2 separate regions of the Mus musculus genome follow, and region 2 is linked to region 1. A link is a loop called in an ENCODE intact Hi-C map of the cell type or tissue named here. Cell type or tissue: left cerebral cortex. All regions are shown on one strand. Each heading gives the region's core, and the rest is flanking DNA. Links, peaks and the distances in the headings are about the cores only.

What was found. A loop is a pair of places that touch in the nucleus more often than their neighbours do. Peaks named below come from ENCODE experiments on the same cell type or tissue, not always from the same donor. Only the 100,000 strongest peaks of a DNase experiment are listed, where the experiment ranks them.
Region 2: it touches region 1 in a loop (1.9-fold over the local background); 2 of 42 quality-filtered maps call a loop at or near these places.

The regions. Positions count from the first base shown.
Region 1 is chr1:86,979,608-86,991,808 of GRCm38, reverse strand. It overlaps Dis3l2 (DIS3 like 3'-5' exoribonuclease 2), which reads right to left. Exons shown (of 21, transcript NM_153530.2): 13 at 1,484-1,717. Among named protein-coding and RNA genes, the nearest start is that of Gm41909, 58 kb to the right of the region's middle. In left cerebral cortex, for the core only: no CTCF peak of the experiment used is centred there; DNase peaks (open chromatin) are centred at 5,268, 5,489 and 5,969; H3K27ac peaks cover 850 bases.
Region 2 is chr1:86,926,105-86,938,305 of GRCm38, reverse strand. It overlaps Dis3l2 (DIS3 like 3'-5' exoribonuclease 2), which reads right to left. Exons shown (of 21, transcript NM_153530.2): 10 at 7,473-7,552. It overlaps Gm41909 (a long non-coding RNA gene), which reads left to right and starts at 10,201. Exons shown (of 3, transcript XR_878338.2): 1 at 10,201-10,378. In left cerebral cortex, for the core only: no CTCF peak of the experiment used is centred there; a DNase peak (open chromatin) is centred at 6,483; H3K27ac peaks cover 1,655 bases.

The DNA.
Region 1 (12,201 bases), core at 2,060-10,059:
TTTCTAAAGACTTTCCTAAGCCCCACGGTTCATTTGTAAAGTGACTTCAGTCTTCCTAAAGACATTCTGAAGACTTGTCTTTCTAAAACATGGATGTGTTTACAGAATAAACAGCTTCCTTTTGAGAGTTGTATATGATCTGTCTGTCTAATGTTTAGTCTAAGCATAATTACAAAAATCTGTGCGACTGGTACACTTGGGTTGGGGGCACATATATAATGCTCCAGTGTATCAGTGGGAGAAGAGGATGCTGGGAAGCCTGTGTGCCATGCTGTGGGCATCAAGCACTGCTTTCTGCAGAAGGAAGGGTGAGTGAGCACCACTGTGCTGCTGAAGGGCAGTCAGGCAGATAAGGCAGGTAAAGAAGCTAGGCTTGAGTGAGGGAGAAAGGTCAGACACAAGTTCTGGTGTCATTAGCATCAACTTAGCCTCTTGGAATCAGGGAGGGACTGTTGGTGGAGATGACAGGATGGTGGGCTGCAGCCTCAGGACACCAAGCATGAAGCAAGGAGCAGAGGAAGTAATCTCCATGAGCGGAGAGAACTGGTGACATAAAGGCTTCACAGAGGAGACCTGGGAGTGCTCCCTCTGCCTCTACTTTTTGAATAGTTTAAGGACAACTCGGTGCAGATCTTCTTTGAACATCTGGTAAAATTTTCCTGTGAATCCATCTGGCCCTAGATTTTTCTTTGTAGCTGGAAGTTTTTTGTTGTTTTGTTTTGTTTTTACTGTTTCAATCTTATTTGTTATGGGTCTGTTTAGGTTGTTGACTTCTTTTTGGTTTAATTTTGGTGGTTTGGCTGAATCTAGAAACTCATCCATTTCTAATAGAGTACAGTTTTTTAAAGTATGCCCTTATGAAACTCTGAATTTCTTAGGCATCTGTTGTAATGTTTCCCTGTTCATTTCTGACTCTGTTAATGTGGGCCTTCTTTATTTCTTTTGGCTACTTGGACCAAGGGTCTGTCAATCTTGCTTATCTTCTCAAAGAACCAGCTGTTGGATTCATTGATATCACTGGGGGTGTACCCTGGAAAGTCTATCTTGCCTCTGCTCCTTCACATGCCTCTGTCTCTCTGCTTACTGGCTGCCATGAGACAAGCAGCTCCACTGGGCCACATACTTCTCACATGCCACCCCCCCCCCCAACTATGGGCCAGAAACAACAGAGCTATGTTCCAAGAGCCTCTGAAACCACAAGCCAAAAATATGTCCTTCCTCCCTTCTTTGTCCCAGGGACCTGTCACAGCAATGCCATCTACAAGTGAGAATTCAATCATGGACACAGGTTTTCCAGGTAAGAGCAGCTGGGAGTCACAGAACTCTGTACACAGATACCATCTTACCCTAACTCATATTACCATGGTGTGGCAGGGGCAGGGGAAATAGGTGGAGAGAAAGAGGCCACCAGGATATTTCTCACCCTTGAGTTTTGGGCACAAGCCAAACTCAAGACCACATAAAACAAAAGAGACTCACTGACCTGATCTAAACGGAGTGCGCCATCTACAAAGCGCTGGCGGCGGAGTTGCTTTGCAATGCTGTGCAGGTTCAGGACTGCCTGGTGCACCTCCTCGACGCTGTGCTCTGGAGAAATTGGGGGAAGCTCTTCCTCAGGGATCTTCTCAGTTGGATTTTCGATCATGCTCTGGGCATGGTCGTAGCTCAGTTTGGTGCAAGAACGGATGATAGTGCGGCCAAACCACTCTTCAAGGATCTGCAAAGACAGACTGTACTTAATCTCTCTCTCTCTCCTCTCTCTCTCTCTCTTCTCTCTCTCTCTCTCTCTCTCTCTCTCTCTCTCTCTCTCTCTCTCTCTCTCTCTCTCAACACTGACTGGTGCCACATGGATGAACAAAATGCAGAGGTTGCTGCCTTCTGGCAGTTTAGACTACCAGGCCCTAGCAGAATTCAAGAGACAGCTGAGGTCTACACTCTTCCCCAGCACAAAGCAAGGCCACGTGGAAGACTTGCACTGAATGGCCCATGGGAAGTGTTTCCATTTGTTTGGATGAATGGTCATCAATGTCACAAAGAGGGAAGAGAAGATAGGATAGCTGCCTGAGACACGAGATGGGACTATGACGCCTGGCTGATACCTTTGAGAAAGAAGGAAAGAGAGGAACTCAGCAACTCTCCACACACCGAATCTATGTAACACAGCTTCTATCCTAGATGTATGCAGTGACCCTTGTGATTGATCACCCTCCATGAAAGAAAGAACTATGGCTTTTTAAAAATGACAACAGGGGCACTTGGAGAACAGCAGTTACTGTTCACATTATTTTAAAAAAAATTTTAAAAAAGATTTATTTATTTTTATTAATACAAGTACACTATAGCTGTCTTCAGACACACCAGAAGAGGGCATCGGATCCCATTACAAGTGGTTGTGAGCTATCATGTGGTTGCTGGGAATTCAACTCAGGACCTCCAGAAGAGCAGTCAGTGCTCTTAACCACTGAACCATCTCTCCAATCCCTACTGTTCACTTTTCTTCCTCCTCCTCCTCCTCCTCCTCCTCCTCCTCCTCCTCCTCTTCTTCTTCTTCTTCTTCTTCTTCTTCTTCTTCTTCTTCTTCTTCTTCTTCTTCTCCTTCTCCTCCTCCTCCTTCTTCTCCTTCTCTTTCTCCTTCTCCTTCTTCTTCTTCTCTTTTTCCTTCTCCTTCTTCTTCTCTCCGTCTCCTTCTTCTTCTTTCTTCCTCTTCCCCCCCCCCTCCTCCTCCTCCTCCTCCTCGTCTTCTTCTTCTTCTTCTTCTTCTTCTTCTTCTTCTTCTTCTTCTTCTTCTTCTTCTTCTTCTTCTTCTTCTTCCTCTTCTTCTTCCTCTTCTTCTTCCTCTTCTTCTTCCTCTTCTTCTTCCTCTTCTTCCTCCTCCTCCTCCTCCTCCTCCTCTTCTTCTTCTTCTATATAACAAGTCTGGAATCTGTAATATTAGATTTTTTTTTCTTCAAAATTTCTTAAACTCTACTTTTCGGATTATTCCAAGAATGATCCCTATTGCAAATAGCAAGAGACTCTATGAGATCCTGTCTTCTCTAGCAATCAGGCCTCATACCTGGTACTCACAAGGCCTTGCATGCTATAGGCAAGGACAGCTTCAGAGCCCGTTCCAGGGGTTGGGAAGCAGTTTGGAGACAGATGCAGCTAAAGGTCTCTACAAGAAGCCATCCAAGTGACCAGGCTTGAGATCCGAGCATACCCACAATTCCTGAATGGAGCCTCAGCCTCCTTCATAAGGAAAATGGCTCTGACCTCTTCATTCTTGTGGTCTCAAAGTTTCCCCTGGCCGGGCAGTGGTGACGCATGCCTTTAATCCCAGCAGTTGGGAGGCATAGGCCGGCCTGGTCTACAGAGTGAGTTCCAGGACAGCCAGGACTATACACAGAGAAACCCTGTCTTGAAAAACCAAAAAAAAAAAAAAAAAAAAAAAAAAGTTTTCTCTAGAGACGTAGCTTCTTTCTTTTCTTTTTTTTTTTTCCTTTCCATTTTTTATTAGGTATTTAGCTCATTTACATTTCCAATGCTATACCAAAAGTCCCCCATACCCACCCACCCCCACTCCCCTACCCGCCCACTCCCCCTTTTTGGCCCTGGCGTTCCCCTGTTCTGGGGCATATAAAGTTTGTGTGTCCAATGGGCCTCTCTTTCCAGTGATGGCCGACTAGGCCATCTTTTGATACATATGCAGCTAGAGTCAAGAGCTCCGGGGTACTGGTTAGTTCATAATGTTGATCCACCTATAGGGTTGCAGATCCCTTTAGCTCCTTGGGTACTTTCTCTAGCTCCTCCATTGGGAGCCCTGTGATCCATCCATTAGCTGACTGTGGGCATCCACTTCTGTGTTTGCTAGGCCCCGGCATAGTCTCACAAGAGACAGCTACATCTGGGTCCTTTCGATAAAATCTTGCTAGCGTATGCAATGGTGTCAGCGTTTGGATGCTGATTATGGGGTGGATCCCTGGATAAGGCAGTCTCTACATGGTCCATCCTTTCATCTCAGCTCCAAACTTTGTCTCTGTAACTCCTTCCAAGGGTGTTTTGTTCCCACTTCTAAGGAGGGGCATAGTGTCCACACTAGGTCAAATCTAAATGGATCAAAGAACTTCACATAAAACCAGAGACACTGAAACTTATAGAGGAGAAAGTGGGGAAAAGCCTTGAAGATATGGGCACAGGGGAAAAATTCCTGAACAGAACAGCAATGGCTTGTGCTGTAAGATCGAGAATTGACAAATGGGACCTAATGAAACTCCAAAGTTTCTGCAAGGCAAAAGACACCGTCAATAAGACAAAGAGACCACCAACAGATTGGGAAAGGATCTTTACCTATCCTAAATTAGATAGAGGACTAATATCCAACATATATAAAGAACTCAAGAAGGTGGACTTCAGAAAATCAAATAACCCCATTAAAAAATGGGGCTCAGAACTGAACAAAGAATTCTCACCTGAGGAATACCGAATGGCAGAGAAGCACCTGAAAAAATGTTCAACATCCTTAATCATCAGGGAAATGCAAATCAAAACAACCCTGAGATTCCACCTCACACTAGTCAGAATGTCTAAGATCAAAAATTCAGGTGACAGCAGATGCTGGCGTGGATGTGGAGAAATAGGAACACTCCTCCATTGTTGGTGGGATTGCAGGCTTGTACAACCACTCTGGAAATCCGTCTGGCGGTTCCTCAGAAAATTGGACATAGTACTACCGGAGGATCCAGCAATACCTCTCCTGGGCATATATCCAGAAGATGCCCCAACTGGTAAGAAGGACACATGCTCCACTATGTTCATAGCAGCCTTATTTATAATAGCCAGAAGCTGGAAAGAACCCAGATGCCCCTCAACAGAGGAATGGATACAGAAAATGTGGTACATCTACACAATGGAGTACTACTCAGCTATTAAAAAGAATGAATTTATGAAATTCCTAGCCAAATGGATGGACCTGGAGGGCATCATCCTGAGTGAGGTAACACATTCACAAAGGAACTCACACAATATGTACTCACTGATAAGTGGATATTAGCCCAAAACCTAGGATACCCAAGATATAAGATACAATTTCCTAAACACATGAAACTCAAGAAAAATGAAGACTGAAGTGTGGACACTATGCTTCTTTCTTTTCTTAATTTTCTTCCCAAATGAGTTCTCCCTCAGCTCAGTCCTGTGTACATGTGTGTTAGGCAGTCTGTTTTCAGCCTGCTGACAGATGGTGGCAGCTTACATTGTGTGCCACCCTTTTCATTCCTACACCTCCCAGTGAGCTAGCTCATGAACTCCTCCCCACACTCAGGTCTTGATATCTGTCCTCCTGTGGCCTGCATCCTCCTTCCTAGTACATGACACTCAAGTGAAGGTAACTACTACACAATTAGCAGATTTCTGCTGTACAAAGTTGGAGCAAGAACAGCTGTAGAATCTGATGAGTGCTCAGAGCATTCTAAGTTTTATGCACAAACCTTTACAGTAAGCTGTACAAAGCTCTTAGATGTTCTTCTGCCTACATGCCCACATGTCTTGGCTCTACACATCAGTTGCTTCCTTAGTCCCCTCTGATTGTTGAGCCCTGACTAGCAGCCATGTGTCACCCTATGTTGCCTACTATTCCTCACCAGAGCCTGGCTACATGCCTACTAATAGTACACTATCTTATTAGAAGCACCTGTTCTACCTAATAGGTACCTCTGCTTCTTTGTTTCCTTCTTGTCAAGACAGCCTTTCTCCAATGCCCACATGGACACTACCAAACTTTCTACTTTAGGTGCTGGTTTCCATAGCATCTTTACCTGATTTCCCTTCCTCTTTTGCCCTTCATCCCTTCTTCACAAACATACAAAGGAGAGCCTTTTCGAACTTCCCTTCTCAGCCAAGGCTGTCTGGCTTTACCATGGCTTGGGACTTGTGGGAGGCACAGCTGACATGTACTAGAATAGTTTCTAGCCTGGGAAAGCAGTCTTGAAAGTACCTCTGGGGAAAGCCAATAGAAGAATGCCAGCCAAGGGCAGCTGCCCACAGAGAAAGCAGCAAAGACCCACATGGAGGAAACCTGGGAGCAGCCAGCCAGGGTAGAAGTCAGGCTTCTCTCAATGGAACACCTCATTAATTTCCAATCTGAAAACTGTACTCACATCAACACCAAGTCCATAACCAGAGCCAGTGGCAGAAGACAAAGGGCTTTTCATGGAAAAGGTAGAAAAAAAAAAGGAGGAGGGAACACATGGACAGTACCCCTGAGGAGATCGTGTCCTGCCTCCTTTGCATAACCACAGGATTCAGGCCACACTGAACTCTACACAGGATTCTAGCACATACTGTGGGGTGCCACTGTTCAGAATGTCAGCTTAAGCACAGTCTCTCCACAGACTGAAGACACATGGCTGAGAAACCCATTATCTAAGGAGGTATCCCCTCCTGACCTACTCAGTGCTGCTGGTCCCAGCCTCAGGTACACAGCCTTTGAGCATCACTTTGACACACCAGGGGAAGCTGGGCAATCAGGTGGGAAATACTCAAGAATCATGCAAACTCTTAGGTCCATACCTGAAGGTTCAGAGTAAAAAAAATATATATATATATAGTGGATTCATGTGGATGTGTGTGTGCGCGCACACACACACACACACACACACACACACACACACACTTTTTTCTTTTTAGCGGAAGGTCGTAACGTAGATGATGAGAATCAAAATATACCTCAAATATATTTCTACAATTATACCTCATTTCTACAATTTATAGATATAAAGGCGTGAAGAAACCTTTGGACCTCCGTCCTATTCCATGAACTTTTTAAAAATTATTCTCTGAAAAATATTAACTCATTGAGACATATTTGGTTCAAAAAACTACTAATAGAGCTAATTTTAAATTTTAAATAACTAGATGTGAAATGAGTTCTGAACCTCTGGGCTTCCTCATACAGAACTTTTAGTTCAAAAAGCCTGGAAGGCAGAAAGAAGCACTTTCCTGACTGGAACAAAAGCAGGCTGTCTGGAGTGGTGGTGGTGCCTGGGGGCAGCAGATTGCTGCTGCTTCTTAAAGCTATGAAGGCAAGGCTAGTCTGGTCAACATGGCTATCCCAGCCAACATGGCCGTCCTGGCCATCCCAGCCATCCTGGCCAAAAGGACAGTAAAAGGTGTCAAGAACAAAGTGTCTGAAAATGACTTGGGCAGAGGTGGAGAGGCGGGGACAGCAAAGGGCAGGAGGTTGCTTGATGGAAGGAAAGCTGATTCCTTATGGAATGACCTGTGACTAACTAGTCAGAAACTATGGGGTGGCTTCATATAAGCAGGGGGCAGGGTTGGGGGTCCTCCTTCATTAGGCCCTCTCTCAACTGAGGCCTGAGGTGACAGAATGAGACTGACAACAAGAGAAAGACAGCAGGGCAGAATGAAACTGTGGCAAGGCTGCCTCCCACCAGCAGCAGCTCCTTTCATCTCACAGGCTTGCTCTTGCTGTGTCAAGACCACCAGTGGCTGGGAAAGGACCAGTGCCTTAGAAGCCCAGCAACACAGGTTGGCTGGTTCCAAGTTAGCCAGCCTGTTTGGGTTCTAAGTCAGTTTGTGCACATGGTAGAGTCTGCATAGAGAAGAAGCTGGAATTAACTATACAATCTTATCACTCACTGGCTTGTCCTTCAGTCTCAAGAGAGATTAGGTCCTTTCCCATCCTGATCTGATGACAGCTATGTAAGCTTCTAAACCAAAGACAAGGAAGCAGAGGAAACCAAATCTTTGCCACATACAGCATCTAGATCAGGGGTTTTCAATCTGTGGGTTGCAACCCCTTTGGGATTATATCAGACATCCTGTATGTTGGTTGCTAACATTAGGGTTTATAACAGCACCAAAGTTATAGTTATGAAGTAGCTATGAAATAATTTTATGGTTGGGGGTCACCTCAACATGAGGAACTGTATCAAAGGGTTGCAGCATCAGGAAGGCTGAGAACCATTGGGCTAGAGGGAGCCGAAACTCTAGCTGTGGCCAGGAGATAGGAATTGTGTTCCCGTAACAGTGGGTAAAGGTACTCAAGCAGGTATAATCTTCAAAGTGTTCCACTGTCCTCAAGACTGGCAGGAGGCATCTTTTTTTTTTAAATATTTTTTATTAGGTATTTTCCTCGTTTACATTTCCAGTGCTATCCCAAAAGTCCCCCATTAAAGGCTCATGTTTGGGACTCATCTCTCTGTACAGAAAGGAAACTGGAGGAGGGGAGGGAGAAAGAAGGAGAATGTGGGAAGTAGCAGTGGGGGTGGGGGGTGGGGGAATTCTGGATCCAGGAAACATCACAGATACCTTCTGCCTGGTGAACCTAGTACCCCAGCCTTCCTTTGAACAGGTCCATTGTAAGCCAGCTCATAAAGCCCCTTGTCCTTGAAAAGACACTCCACACCATAACCTTTTCTGCTGCTTACTGAAACAAACACCTCATTTCATATCTTGAAAATGTTTCATTTTGGATTCTGCTTTTCATCCTCAAGCTTCACTGCTTCACAACTGAGTTCCGTTGCTCCTCTGATGTGACCTTAGGGAAGCCATCTAGCTGGCTGGTGTCTTCAGTGGAAAACTGGGACTTGAGGGATATGGAACAGCAGCTCCTTCCATCCCTCCCTTGCTACAGAGGTCCCACCGACAGTCCTGAAATAAAACAGCTAGGCTCTGCCCCTTGTAGTGACTAAGAGGAGAGATTATGGGAACAATTTCTGATTCTCAGAACTAGGCTTTGAAGCTACTTCCTCCTGGAGTTTCTCAGGTATTTAGTAGGGTGCCTAGGTATGAAACACAGCACCTAGCACTGCTTTTAGCGAAAGCCTTAAGCTACATGGCACTGTGGGAGTCTTGCTTTGGACCACAGTAGCCCAGGAAGAATACAAGCTTTTCAGTGGTGGCATCTGGCAGGTTAATGGTATGAAAGTCCACAGGGGTCATTAAGGAAATGAAGAGCAGCTCTGTGGGGAAGCATGGCAGGGCTACCTGAGACACTCCACAACTCCCAGCATGCAAGTTCATAGGATTGGGGTGGCTGCTGGGGATGCACATGCTTATTTGGGGCCCACCATCTCACTAAGCAACAGGAATAAACAGAACAGTGAAAACCAAGGCAAAGTGTTTTCTGGGTAGAGGGCACTGAACTATGAGGAAGACGTAAAACTCTGGTCCGGGCTTAAGAGTCTGGCAGGAATACCCGGGGATCCATCCCATAATCAGCCTCCAAATGCTGACACCATTGCATACACCAGCAAGATTTTGCTGAAAGGACCCTGATACAGCTGTCTCTTGTGAGGCTATGCGATGCCTGGCAAACACAGAAGTGGATGCTCATAGTCAGCTATTGGATGGAACACAGGGCCCCCAATGGAGGAGCTAGAGGAAGTACTCAAGGAGCTAAAGGTGTCTGCAACCCTATAGGTGGAACAACAATATGAACTAACCAGTACCTCCAGAGCTCGTGTCTCTAGCTGCATATGTTTCAGAAGATGACCTAGTCGGCCATCATTGGGAAGAGAGGCCCATAGGTCTTGCAAACTTTATATGCCCCAGTACAAGGGAACACCAGGGCCAAGAAGTGGGAGTGGGTGGGTAGGGGAATGGGGGGGAGGGTATGGGGGGTCTTTTGGGATAGCATTTGAAATGTAAATGAAGAAAATACCTAATTAAAAAAAACTGTAAAAAAAAAAAAAAGAGTCTGGCAGGAGAACAGAATGGAACAGAACTGGCCCTGGAGTGCAGGGAAAATGACATTTACCCCTGGGGAACCTGACAGGGAGCATCGAATCACCTTCCCATGGTCTACTGAGCCCCATTCCCAGCCCCTCCCTTTATTCTAGTCAAGGTAGGAGAAGAGCTGACCCTTGTCCTGTGGGAACTCATTGCTCTCATAGGCTGAGTCCTTCTTTACCAGGCTCCCAAACTGTGACTCCTTCCTCACTTTGTCTGTCTTTCACTCAGCCTACAAATGCACTCCAATATCTCATCTACTTATTAAAAAACAGGCGAAAATGTCTCAAAATGACTTTTGCTTTTAAGTTGCAATATGCCTTTACTGTAAGAAATTTAAAACATGCAGCCAGGGGAAAGGGAGAATAGACAACTACAACTAGGAAAGATGGACTTCTGTCTGGATGGGGAAATGTCTGAGATTTTCAATACCTTGTATGGTATCTGAGTGCAACAAATACCATTCAATATTTACTACGTGAATAAGAATGTCACCACTAAGAACATCACAAGGCTTGGGTTTCAGTGTGAGGTTCTGGACTTGATCCTGGAAGAAATGGCATTTTAGCTGGATCACAAGGGATATACATGCTTCCTGCTCGCAGATCTGAGAGGAAGGGTCTTCAAGGAAGGGACCAAGTATGTATGGAGTTTCAGTGACAAGTCCCTGTTAGGCTTAAAGAACCCCTCAGTAGCAAGAACAGAAGATGAGGGCTGAGGCATGGTGGTGACAGATGGCTATGCAGGGGGAGAGCTGGTTTCCGTAAGTCATGCTTCAATACCTCTCCTGGACATATATCCAGAAGATGTCCCAACCAGTAAGAAGGACACATGCTCCACTATGTTCATAGCAGCCTTATTTATAATATCCAGAAGCTGGAAAGAACCCAGATGCTCCTCAACAGAGGAATAGATACAAAAAAATGTGGTACATTTACACAATGGAGTACTACTCAGCTATTAAAAAGAATGAATTTATGAAATTCCTAGGCAAATGGATGGACCTGGAGGGGCATCATCCTGAGTGAGGTAACACAATCACAAAAGAACTCAAATGATATGTACTCACTGATAAGTGGGTATTAGCCCAGAAACTTAGTATACCCAAGATATAAGATACAATTTGCAAAACACACGAAACTGAAGAAGAACGAAGACCAAAGTATGGACACTTTGCCCCTTCTTAGAATTGGAAACAATCACCCATGGAAGGAGTTACAGAGACAAAGTTTGGAGCTGAGACAAAAGGATGGACCATCTAGAGACTGCCATATCCAGGGATCCATCCCATAATTAGCCTCCAAATGATGACACCATTGCATACACTAGCAAGCGTTTGCTGAAAGGACCCTGATATAGCTGTCTCTTGTGAGACTAGGCCGGGGCCTAGCAAACACATAAGTGGATGCTCACAGTCAGCTATTGGATGGAGCACAGGGCCCCCAATGGAGGAGCTAGAGAGATCTGCAACCCTGTAGGTGCAACAACATTATGAACTAACCAGTACCCCGGAGCTCTTGACTCTAGCTGCATATGTATCAAAAGATGGCCTAGTCGGCCATCACTGGAAAGAGAGGCCCATTGGACTTGCAAACTTTATATGCCCCAGTACAGGGGAACGCCAGGGCCAAAAAATGGGAATGGGTGGGTAGGGAAGTGGGGGGGAGGGTTTGAGGGACTTTTGGGATAGCATTCTAATTATGTAATTGAGGAAAATACATAATAATAAAAATATTAAAAAAAAAGATTGGACTTTTGGGGTTAATCAGGACATGTGGCCAGAGGAGATGAAGAAATTATATAAAGGAATTAGATTCAGCTTCTAATGGGGAAACAATAATGGCCTTATTCTAGAAGGCCCCAGAATAAGACAAAGTGGACTGGGATTAAGGTAGTCACTGTACTAAGAGAAAGAGGCTTCCCCTCTGAGGAGAGGCACAGCTGAACAGCTTTGACTTGCTCAATGTAGCAGATGTGTGAGAGGGGCATTAACAGATCCAGAAGACAGGGGCTTATTTTCAGGTTGCAATGGGAGCATTTTTACTGATGAAGAGCAGGGAAGGATGGAGAAAAGGAGAGAGAAGTGCTGATGTGAAAGGAGAGTGCCATCAGCACTAGCTCCAGGGATGCAGAAATGTTCTTGCAGGTGCTGAAAATACCCACATTAAAAAAAACCAACAACAATCACAAAATACACTGGGGCAGCATTCTCATAGCAGACAGTGCCTGCCTCAGAAAGCAGGATATTGTAGTAGCCTAAGGAAGATTGCAAAGCTTTGTCCACTCCGGTACCACTCCTTCCAACCTTTTGCCTCTATACCAAGATAAGCCCTCACAACCTGCAAACTAAACCTGGGGTTTCAGCCACACAAGCTTTGGACATGCTCTTCTTCATTCACCTGGGCTCTTGCTTCCAGGGCCTTCTATGGCACCCTGACCTCCTACCTGGTCTCAAGCTTAGTTTAGGCTTTC
Region 2 (12,201 bases), core at 2,431-10,430, 54 kb after region 1:
CAAATAGATACATATTTATCAACCTGCACAAAACTGAAGTCCAGATGGATCAAAGACCTCAACTTGAAGTCAGATACACTAAATTTAATAGAAGAGAAAGCAGGGAATAGCCTTGAATTCATGGGTACAGGAGACAAATTCCTGAACAGAACACAAATGGCTCAGGCACTAAGGTCAAGAATTAATAAATGAGACCACATGAAACTGAAAAGCTTCTGTAAGTCAAAGGACATCATCATTAGGATAAAACAGTAGCCTAACAGATTGGGGAAAGATCTTCACTAACTCTACATTTGACAGAGGGCTAATATCCAAAATATATAAAGAACTCAAGACAGACACCAACAATCCAGAAAACCCAATTAAAAATGAGGTACATACTTAAACAGAGACTTCTCAATGGAGGAATTTCTTTTTTTTTTAATATATTTTTTATTAGGTATTTTCTTCATTTACATTTCCAATGCTATCTCAAAAGTCCCCCATACCCTCCCCTCCACTCCCCTACCCACCCACTCCCACTTTTTGGCCCTGGCGTTCCCCTGTACTGGGGCAAATAGAGTTTGCAAGTCCAATGGGCCTCTCTTTCCAGTGATGGCCAACTAGGCCATCTTTTGATACATATGCAGCTAGAGTCAAGAGCTCCGGGGTACTGGTTAATTCATAATGTTGTTCCACCTATAGGGTTGCAGATCCCTTTAGCTCCCTGGGTACTTTCTCTAGCTCCTCCATTGGGGGCCCTATGATCTATCTGATAGCTGACTGTGAGCATCCACTTCTGTGTTTGCTAGGCCCCGGCATAGTCTCACAAGAGACAGCTATATCTGGGTCCTTTCAGCAAAATCTTGCTAGTGTATGCAATGGTGTCAGCGTTTGGAAGCTGATTATGGGATGGATCCCCAGATATGACAGTCTCTAGATGGTCCATCCTTTCGTCCCAGCTCCAAACTTTCTCTCTGTAACTCCTTCTATGGGTGTTTTGTTCCCAATTCTAAGAAGGGGCAGTGTCCACACTTTGGTCTTCGTTCTTCTTGAGTTTCATGCATTTAGCAAATTGTATCTTATATCTTGGGTATACTAAGTTTCTGGGCTAATATCCACTTATCAGTGAGTACATATTGTGTGAGTTACTTTGTGATTGGGTTACCTCACTCAGGATGATGCCCTCCAGGTCCATCCATTTGCCTAGGAATTTCATAAATTCATTGTTTTTAATAGCTGAGTAGTACCCCATTGTGTAAATGTACCACATTTTCTGTATCCATTCCTCTGTTGAGGGGCATCTGGGTTCTTTCCAGCTTCTGGCTATTATAAATAAGGCTGCTATGAACATAGTGGAGCATCTGTCCTTCTTACCGGTTGGGACATCTTCTGGATATATGCCCAGGAAAAGTATTGTGGTATCCTCCGGTAGCACTATGTCCAATTTTCTGAGGAACTGCCAGACTGATTTCCAGAGTGGTTGTACAAGCTTGCAATCCCACCAACAATGGAGGAGTGTTCCTCTTTCTCCACATCCTCGCCAACATCTGCTGTCACCTGAATTTTTGATCTTAGCCATTCTGACTGGTGTGAGGTGGAATCTCAGGGTTGTTTTGATTTGCATTTCCCTGATGATTAAGGATGTTGAACATTTTTTCAGGTGCTTCTCTGCCATTCGGTATTCCTCAGGTGAGATATCTTTGTTCAGCTCTGAGCCCCATTTTTTAATGTGGTTATTTGATTTTCTGGAGTCTACCTTCTTGAGTTCTTTATATATATTGGATATTAGTCCCCTACCTGATTTAGGATAGGTAAAGATCCTTTCCCAATCTGTTGGTGGTCTTTTTGTCTTACTCACGGTGTCTTTTGCCTTGCAGAAGCTTTGCAACTTTATGAGGTCCCATTTTTTGATTCTCGATCTTACAGCACACACCACTGCTGTTCTATTCAGGAATTTTTCCCCTGTACCCATACCTTCAAGGCTTTTCCCTACTTTCTCCTCTATAAGTTTCAGTGTCTCTGGTTTTATGTGGTGTTCCTTAATCCACTTAGATTTGACCTTAGTACAAGGAGATAGGAATGGATCAATTTGAATTCTTCTACATGATAACAGCCAGTTGTGCCAGCACCATTTGTTGAAAATGCTGTCTTTTTTCCACTGGATGGTTTTAGCTCCCTTGTCAAAGATCAAGTGACCATAGGTGTGTAGGTTCATCTCTGGGTCTTCAATTCTGTTCCATTGGTCTACTTGTCTTTCGCTATACCAGTACCATTGCAGTTTTTATTACAATTGCTCTGTAGTACAGCTTTAGGTCAGGCATGGTGATTCCACCAGAGGTTCTTTTATCCTTGAGAAGAGTTTTTGCTATCCTAGGTTTTTTGTTATTCCAGATGAATCTGCCGATTGCCCTTTCTAATTCGTTGAAGAATTGAGTTGGAATTTTGATGGGGATTGCATTAAATCTGTAGATTGCTTTTGGCAAGATAGCCATTTTTACTATATTGATCCTGCCAATCCATGAGCATGGGAGATCTTTCTATCTTCTGAGATCTTCTTTAATTTCTTTCTTCAGAGACTTGAAGTTCTTATCATACAGATCTTTCACTTCCTTAGTTAGAGTCACGCCAAGGTATTTTATATTATTCCACAAAATAGAAACAGAAGGTACTCTACCCAACTCATTCTATGAAGCCACAATTACTCTGATACCTAAACCACAAAAAGACCCAACAAAGATAGAGAACTTCAGACCAATTTCCCTTATGAATATCGATGCAAAAATCCTCAATAAAGTTCTCGCTAACTGAATCCAAGAACACATCAAATCAATCATCCATCCTGACCAAGTAGGTTTCATCCCAGGGATGCAGGGATGGTTCAATATACGGAAATCCATCAATGTAATCCAGTATATAAACAAACTCAAAGACAAAAACCACATGATCATCTCGTTAGATGCTGAGAAAGCATTTGACCAAATCCAACACCCATTCATGATAAAAGTCTTGGAAAGATCAGGAATTCAAGAGCCATACCTAAACATGATAAAAGCAATCTACAGCAAACCAGTAGCCAATATCAAAGTAAATGGTGAGAAGCTGGAAGTAATCCCACTAAAATCAGGGACTAGACAAGGCTGTCCACTATCTCCCTACCTATTCAACATTGTACTTGAAGTCCTAGCCAGAGCAATTAGACAACAAAAGGAGATCAAGGGGATACAAATTGGAAAGGAAGAAGTCAAAATATCACTTTTTGCAGATGATATGATAGTATATATATAAGTGACCCTAAAAATTCCACCAGAGAACTCCTAAGCCTGATAAACAGCTTCAGTGAAGTAGCTGGATATAAAATTAACTCAAACAAGTCAATGACCTTTCTCTACACAAAGGATAAACAGGCTGAGAAAGAAATTAGGGAAACAACACCCTTCTCAATAGTCACAAATAATATAAAATGGAGGAATTTCAAATGGCCAAGAAGTACCTAAAGAAATGTTCAACATCCTGAGTTATCAGGGAAATGTAAAGTATACCAGCTGTGAGATTCCACCTTACTCCCATCAGAATGGCAATAAGGATGTGACTATAAGGTACCCAGATGGACATCCCATTAAGATCCCTGCTTAGTCATGGACAAAATCTAAATTCTAATCTCCATAAAGTATCAAAAATAAGTGGATTAAGATTTGTTCATTAATTTTTCTCATTCATCCATTCTTCACTCATTCATCTTTCCTTTGTGGTTTTAACATTTTCACAAAATTGTTCAGAACTCTTTCATCTCTCCAAAAAAAGCCCAAGTTCATTAGCAGCTGTTCCCATCTCCTGCTCATTCACTTCTAAGGCCTGGCAAGGACAGCCCAGCCATGTTCAATGACAGAGCAAACCTTAGAAAATTCAAATTACAAAACAAGATGCAGAATTGTGGGGTTCCAGAATCAACTAAAGCTAAAGACTCTGCCTGACAGTTTGCTAAAGAACCCATCTATCTGACAGTATGGTCTTTGACACCCATGGAAAAGCAATAACTGAACAAAATGGGTACATATTATCCAGATCCCAATTCTTTCAGTAAAGATGAACTTTCTAGGAGAGCTTGCCAGGCAGGGAGTCATACACCGTAGACCTCTCAGAGGCAGAAAGACTCTATGACGTGGTGAGTGGATTCACACTAAGAAATCAGCCACAAAACATGAAAGGATATTTAGGTTCCTTAGCTGAGATGTGATTCAGAAGAGAAATGATAGATCTTGTTTGGAAAGATTTTCACACGAGACACTGTATTTGTGCTTCAGGGCACTGAGGAGCATTAACAGGACTAACAAATGAAACATTGCAGAAAGATAACAACAGTATTTCTGATTCTTTCAGGGGAGGATTTCCTAAGAGTCACACAATCTTATGGCAGAACAGACTGCCTTTGGAGTAACAAGTTCAAATGCAATCTGGATATTCAATAAAGTGAATGCTGCAAGAGTTATTAAGAAACCAGAGGGTGAGCTTACAACTGTGGTATTCCCAGACTAATGTGAGGTCAACTGTGAGGTGTGCTGCAAGCAATCTGTTACAATCATAAAATACTGAACTGGGATTTACTGTCTTTAGATTCTGGGATATCATTACAATACCACTTTTTATTAAATATTTTCTTATGCAAAGTGAAGAATCCACATTGCTGGGGAGTGCTCCTTCTCCTTAGGTGTGTTTGGGGCTAAAGGAGCGAATCCCAGATCAGATGCATGGTAGAAGCTCTGCTTTGGAAGGGAGGTGGGGATACACCTCCTCCTCCTTTCGGTTAAATTTAACATGTTACACAATTGATTGTCTGTATCTTGCACCTGATAGGAAAGACCTGGGTGTACCCTGGAACTCTATGGAAGGAAGTGTGAGCATTGGAAAGCTCTATCTGTCTGTAGAGTTGATTTTTCACACAATAGCCATTCAGATGATTTCTGTGAGACCAAAGAAAAACATACCTTTTATACAGTATTTTATTTAAATAAACACAGATTATATAAATATGGCCAGAAAACATTATTTGCTTTTTAAAACAGTAAATATTTTCCTCTAAGTAGGAACTGACATGAACTGGTAACTAATGGAATCTGAACTTAGCCAAGGCCATCCCAATCCAAACTGGACTTGCCTATTTGCTTTTCATCTCCCTGGATAAATGATCCTGGCAGATCCAGCTGTCCCAATGGCCAACTGTGGAAGTGCCACCATAAAAATGCTTGACTGACTACCTCGGCTTTTCCCAAGACTTCGCTGGTTTCTTCCTTATGCTGTTGCCCCGCCAGATGCACAGATGTCAACTGTCTCTCTGGAATGCAAGAAATACCAAGCACATAGAAGGAAGGCTCTGATCACTTGGTGCGATGGGTGACTTCTGGGCAGCTTGGGATTCCTGTCACCTCATAATTTTTTACTACAAAGCTTTTTCATTATAAAGCTACTATTACCACATTATAAAATTTGGACAGAGAGGAAAATGGCCTATGATCCCATCTTCCTAGGAGGTTAGGTTCAATCTCTGTACTAGGTACGCTGCTTGTCTCCCCTCAGGGCTCTCCTGCTATAGCTTTATGACACCATCTACTCTTTATTTATTCTCTTGTCCTTTAAAAATAGGTTAGCAGTAATTCATATAAATGCTTATTATGAGACAGGCAACTCCATGTGGTAGCCTGATCAAAACCAGCAGCATGTCCTCCTGACTTTCCAATTTCTACCTGTGGATATTTCCCCACCATCCAGGATGACCCACCTCTGTCTCTTCTTTGTCCCTTCTGCCACCTGTTTCCACAGATTCTTCTCTTTCTCGTCTCTGTTACCTCACTCCTCACGGATCTTGCTTATAATCTCCAGTCCAGGTCTGTATGCCTATACGTGTGACTTTTTCTGGCATTTTCCTGGCCTACCTCTTCTCCTTTTCCTTTAGTCTTTTGATAACTTATTTCTCCCTGCTGTGGCTGAATTCCTGCAGAACAATGTCTATGTGATTTTGTATGGTCTGACAAATAAAGAACATTACTTGCTGCTCATCTGCTTTTCTTGCAGCATTTTCTCCATGAAACCTTTGCCCTCACACTTGCATAGCAGAAGTGTGAAGTGGCCCTGCAGAGTGAGTGAGGAAGGACATATGCTAGCTCCCTGCTCTCCCTGCAAGTTCAAGAGTTTGAGGCTATCAGAGATAGAGAAACAGATATTAGACTTCTGCTATAAACAACTTAAAACTAGAGAGAATAAACGGAACAGCTGTTTTCAACCACTAACAGAGAGGAGCAATAACCCCAGGAGATGAAGGCCCAGCATCACCAGGTCTCTGCCTTGGGTACTGTTCATATTGGTGTTTTAGAGAGTAGGATCTGCAGAGAGAGGAGGCTTGTTCAAGCAAGAGGTGCACAGCAGAGCGTAATCAGAATGTAAGGCGTTGGGCCAAAGTTTGCTCTTGTAAATAGGCTGTCCTAATTTTAGATTATAGAAACACAACTGAGAGTACTGTGCTGAAGATACAGCTCAGTAACAGAGTGTTGCCTAGCACGCATGAGTCTTATGCACAGGATTATTTGTGGGGTGGGTGGAGAGAGCTCCTACTAAAAGAAGCTAAGCAGTTTTAGGCAGCATGTTCTGTCTCTTAGCTTCTGTCTGATAATCATCACTATTTATTGCAACAGAGAAGGAAACACTGAGGTTTGCACCAGAAGAAGATGAGGGGTGAATACTTTGAAGGTAGGCCATCAATGCTCTGTGGCAGACAAACATAAAAAGTTATGCATACCTCACTGGTACACCATCAAAGGCCATGTTAGTCTAAAGTAATCTTCAAGAATAATAAATGTCATAGTAGTCACCAAGGCACCCCTAAGAAAAGGGTCAGACATACCTAGAAAATGTATCTGCAGGGATGGAGAGAACTGTTAGGGGTTTTTTCCTCACACTGTCTCCAAGTCTTTCGACAATCAGCTGCTACTATTCTGTCTACTACAATCATCCATGACTGAGACCCTGACTTTTTGAAAAGTCAGTTGGCCATTCACAATCTTTTTTTTTTAAGAATTATTTTATGTATGTGAGTACACTGTCGCTGTCTTCAGACACAGTAGAAGAAGGCATTGGATCCCATTACAGATGGTTGTGAGCCACCATGTGGCTGCTGGGAGTTGAACTCAGGACCTCTGGAAGAGCAGTCAGTGCTCTTAACCACTGAGCCACCTCTCCAGCCCTCACAGTCTTTTTAATAGACAAAGAGCTACATGGTATAGAGGGGCTTCTGCAAGTCAGGCCTAGACAACCATGTCTTAGGAGGTAGTGTCTGCTGCCACCCCACTCTACTTAGCTTGTATAGCCAATTTCGGGACTGAAGCAACCCCGTCCTTGCCCATTAGGCTGCTGAAACAGCACAAGGAAGCCTGACATGGGTGTACAGCACACGGGTGTGCAGGTTGCTACGGCACAGAGTAGCAGAGGAATGTCTATCCTACCATCAGTGAGCCGCCTGCAGGCGAGGGCATCATCAAGGTCGCGAGCAGTTGATGGATCAATGGTGAAGATACAGTCTTTCCTAGGAAAGATGGAAAACAGAATTATCACAAATAATCCACTGTCACAGAATGTTAAAGAACAGTTGTTTTGCACATAAGGAGAGAGAAATGTGAGGCTAGGAGAGTCAGAGATGTGATCACCATTCTCTTCCTCTTTGTGACTTGACTCAAACTTCTCCTTGCCCCAAGAGAGAACAGGTACCATCAGGCAGCAGGGAGGTTTGATCTGTGGCCTCCCTGTCAATGGGGATGGGATCAGGTCCTTCAAGGATCAGCTACAGATACTTTTCTGCACCCTCTCTCATTCAGGTAAACAGAGTATGCCAAAGAATGTTACGTGGTATCTGAGACAGGGACAGGACTCAGGAATAGTTATTAAAAAAATGGGGCCAAATAGTTAATCTGGCTAAGCATAATATAATTCTATTATACCATATCAGAAACATTCCAGATCACAGTTTGTGTCCCTGGGACAGCCAACTGCCTCACTCAGAACACACACAAAAGGTTGAATGTGGTAAACACATCTATAACTCCAGCACTCCTATGGAATATGCGATAAAAGAACTGCCCAGAAGCTCATGGGTCAGCTGGCCTGGGGTGCACAGTATGACAGAAACAAAAAGAGAGACCCTGCTTCAAAAAGGTGGAAGGGGAGGATCTACCCGTGAAAATTTTGCTATGGCTTCTATACATACACTACAGCAAGCTGAAGACACTATATACTTCAGATAGGACTAAGAGGACCTGAGCTGGATCTGACTGGAAAACCTCCTCTCTGGAACTAGCTTTCATTATACCAGAGGGCATTATGCAAGTTTCCAAGGAAGAGAAGCAAACAAAAGTCCTACTTAGCTATATGGGTATACAGCATGTAGATGTGTAGGCTGCCTACTGCACAGAGCAGCAGAGGAATTTCTATCTTACTGTCAGTGAGCCTGCAGGAGAGGGAGTTATGATGCGTATAAACAACAACAATGAACATCATGGCAAGATTAACACTAAAGGTGCAGTAATGGCATGTATAGCTTGATGGTAAACAAGAGCTCTCTAACTGAGCACCAAGGCCATCAACTAGAGAGAAAGCATGCCTAGTACTAGAAACCTAACTATCTATGGATAGTGAAGTCAGGATCTACTAAACCAGCATAATCCCTAACTACATTTGAAAAATTTATCCTTATACCCACAGGTAGCCAGTGGGATGAAGCTTCCAGGTTGATACTAGCTTGATCTCCCAAGTCCTATGAATTCTGGAGGCGACCAAGAGCAATGCGCCTTTAATGTTTGTATGTGGGGGAGGGTCTAGAATAACTTCATTTCAACTCTTTTTATCTATCTATGTATATATGTACATGCATATTCTACAGTAATATGTTTCCATATGGCAATTTCAAAAGTCTGTTATTCTTTCCCATATTCCTTTCTCTACCCTGTCCTTCTAACATCTACCCCATTTTTAAAAAGATGTATTTATTTGATGTTATTATGTATGCCTGAGTGTATTAGTGTATTACATGAATGTAGTATCAACAGAGGCCAGAAGAAGGCATTGGGTCCCTTGAAGCTGCCATTACAGGCAGCTGGGAGCAACCTGACATGATGCTGGAAACAAACTTTGGTCCTCTGTTTTGACCACTGAGTCATCTGTCCAGCCTTTTTCCTAGCACTCTCATTTAACCCTGCCTGTTCCACTGTTCCCTTCCCCTACTCTACAGTACTTGTATTCTCTCTCCTTTTTCTTGAAATCTTCCCCTCAGGGCCCCTTTACTAGTTTCTTGACTTCTATGGGTACTCTAATTTAAACACACATATCTAAAGACCCAAAGCTAAAATGTATATATATATGAAAGAACATATAACATTTGTCTACAAGGGACTGGGTTATACCAAAAAGATTTCCAGATTCATCCACTTGCCTGCAAATTTCATAATTTCATTTTTCTTTATAGCTTAATATTTCATTGTGTGTATTACTACATTTTCATTTTCTATTCATTAGTTCACTGTCTTCTAGGCTCTTCCCCATTACTGGCTGTTGTGAATAAAGCAATAATGAATACAGATAAGCAGTTTTCTCTGCACTAAGGACTGAGAATCCCTGGGAAATCTGTCCTGGAGTGGTAGAGCTGGACCATGTGGTAGATCTACATCTAGCCTGCTGAGGAGCTTCCACACTCATCTCCATAGTGAATGAGGCAGTGTGCAGTCCCACCATCAGCAAAGTGCTCCCCTTTCCTCCATCCACACTAGCTAGCATTTGTTTCCTTTACTCATTCATTCATTCATTCATTTATTTAGTTTTTAAATCTTAGCCGTTCTGACTGTATAAAATGAAATATTGGATGTGTAGTAATAGAAAGCCCCAGGAGGATTAAATTGATTCTCACTATACAGTAATAAACTGTACAATGGGGAGGACCTCAAACCTAGTTCACAAGGTAAAGGAAAGATACATTGCTCCTTGCTCATTTTTGTCTCCTCCATAAAACCTAGTCAAATGCTTTATGAACACTGAGTACTCAATAAAAAGTACTTGTGCAACTAAATCTGACATGTCACACAGGGTAGCAGGGATGCTGTGGTCCTTTTATTTCATCATAATGACATCATAAGATGCTGAAAGAAAGTCCTTCAAGGTCAAAATAAAAAATGCTGTTAGCTTGGGTGGGGCATGGCTTATTAATTTACTTGGAGGATTAACTAGTAAGTTGTATTTTTGTAAATGTCTCCAGAAGCTCTGGGGCATTCATTTCTAAGAACACAATGAACGAATGCTAATGCCTACGAGAACATTTCCAGCCTGAAACAGACCCAGTCATCAGCAATACAGTACAACTTCTGTGGTTAGTTTATAAATGGCTTTTTCCCCCTTGCTCTCCCACAGTTATTTTCTGAGTAAAATTCTAGTTTATTCCACCATGATCTTTTTGATCTGCTCTTAAGCCAGGAACGTAAAGTCTAAATTAAAGTGAAAATCAAGGAATAGTACTCAGGGGTCTTACTGAGAAGGTAAGCTGAACAAGTGATATTCTGGCCTGCCACCTGCTTGTAAATAGCCTGAAAGCCAACATCAGCTTTTGCATTTTATTACATTTTTAATTTTTATTTTATGTTATGGGTGCTTTGCCTGCTTGTTTGTAGGTGCACCACTTGTGTGTTTGATGTCTGTCATAGCCAAAAGCGGGTGTCAGATCCTCTACAACTGGAGTTACAGACACTTGTGAGCTGCCTTATGAATGCTGGGAATTGAACCTGGGTCCTCTAGAAGAGCAGCCAGTGCTCTTAACTGCTAAGTCATCTCTCCAGCCTCAGTTTTGCATTTTTAAATGGTTGAAAACAAATCAAAAGAGAATCATTTCATGGCACATGAGAATTATATTAATTCACTTACATAAATTCAGATATTGTTTGACTGGGACAGGCATACTTTTTTGACACAATAGCAGAGTTGGTTAGTTGTAACACAGACAGTATGCTAAAAATCTTACTGTGTGAGGGGATGAGGATGTAGCTTAGTGACAGAACAGCTGCTCTTGCTCAAGGCTTGATCCTCAACACTGAAGAACTTTCCTACATGCTCTTAATAGAACACTGATAACTTCAAGTTGATTTTCTAATCTATCAAAGAAAAAATTCAATTTATATATGCTGGACCAATCTCCTAATTACGGGACTTAGTGCTTTTAAGTCGGTACCAGCAGTCCTGCCAGATGCATTTGCCAGATGCATTCCCTGGCTCTTTCCTGTCATCCAGCATCTTCCTGAAGCTGGGTTCTGCAAGGAAGAGCCTTTGGAGATCAATGGCCTGTAATGAGACATTCTACACAGACCTCCAGTGTAACTTTTGACCTACAGGAGGCTTTAACACCACATAGGCCCAGCCTGAGAGACATTGTAAGAAGCCAACAGGGGGCTATGCTGCTAACTGCAGGAAGGCTGATGGATCCAGGAGCCAGTCTAAGCAGTGTTCTTTTATGTATACTTATGGATAAAGTTGGTATAATACAAGGAAACAGTCTTGTGAGCTAATCTCACAGATGCATACATTTTTATGCTTTATTTTTATTTTATTTTATGCTTTATGATTCTGTCTTTATTTTGACTCAGGAAACTCAGAAAACCCATCTCCCAGAAGACATTTGTGGTTTCTAGCTTCTACCTATTTTTCTATTCAAAGATATGTTTTGCCCCATTTCCTAATTTTAAGAATGTCATTACATTATATACAGTATCACAAGCTTCTCAAATCTAAATTGGGGAGCATAAATAAATCCATATATACTAAGATGGGACTGTTGAGGGCATGCTGGGACAAAGAGCCATGCAGTATGGGCTAAGAACAAACTTCTAGATAGTATCAAATTTAGAATGCTCCGAAGGAGGATTTGCTCTGCTGGAGTGAACTCTAGACTTGCAGTCCTACTATGGAGATCAAGGCAGTAATAGGCAGTGCATGCCCCTGATAAGCCACACTCCTCAGTGCCCAGTGAGTTAGTTAACCTACTGTCATCTCCATGATCAGGAACCTGCCATGACAATGATGGTGTGGTGAGTGAGGGCCACAGTGGCTGGGAGCTATTGGGTATGGAGGAGGTGCACTGCATCCTCCGGCTGCTTCACTCTGCTAACATGCTTGAGATTTTACTGGCCCCCTTTTTGGAAGGCT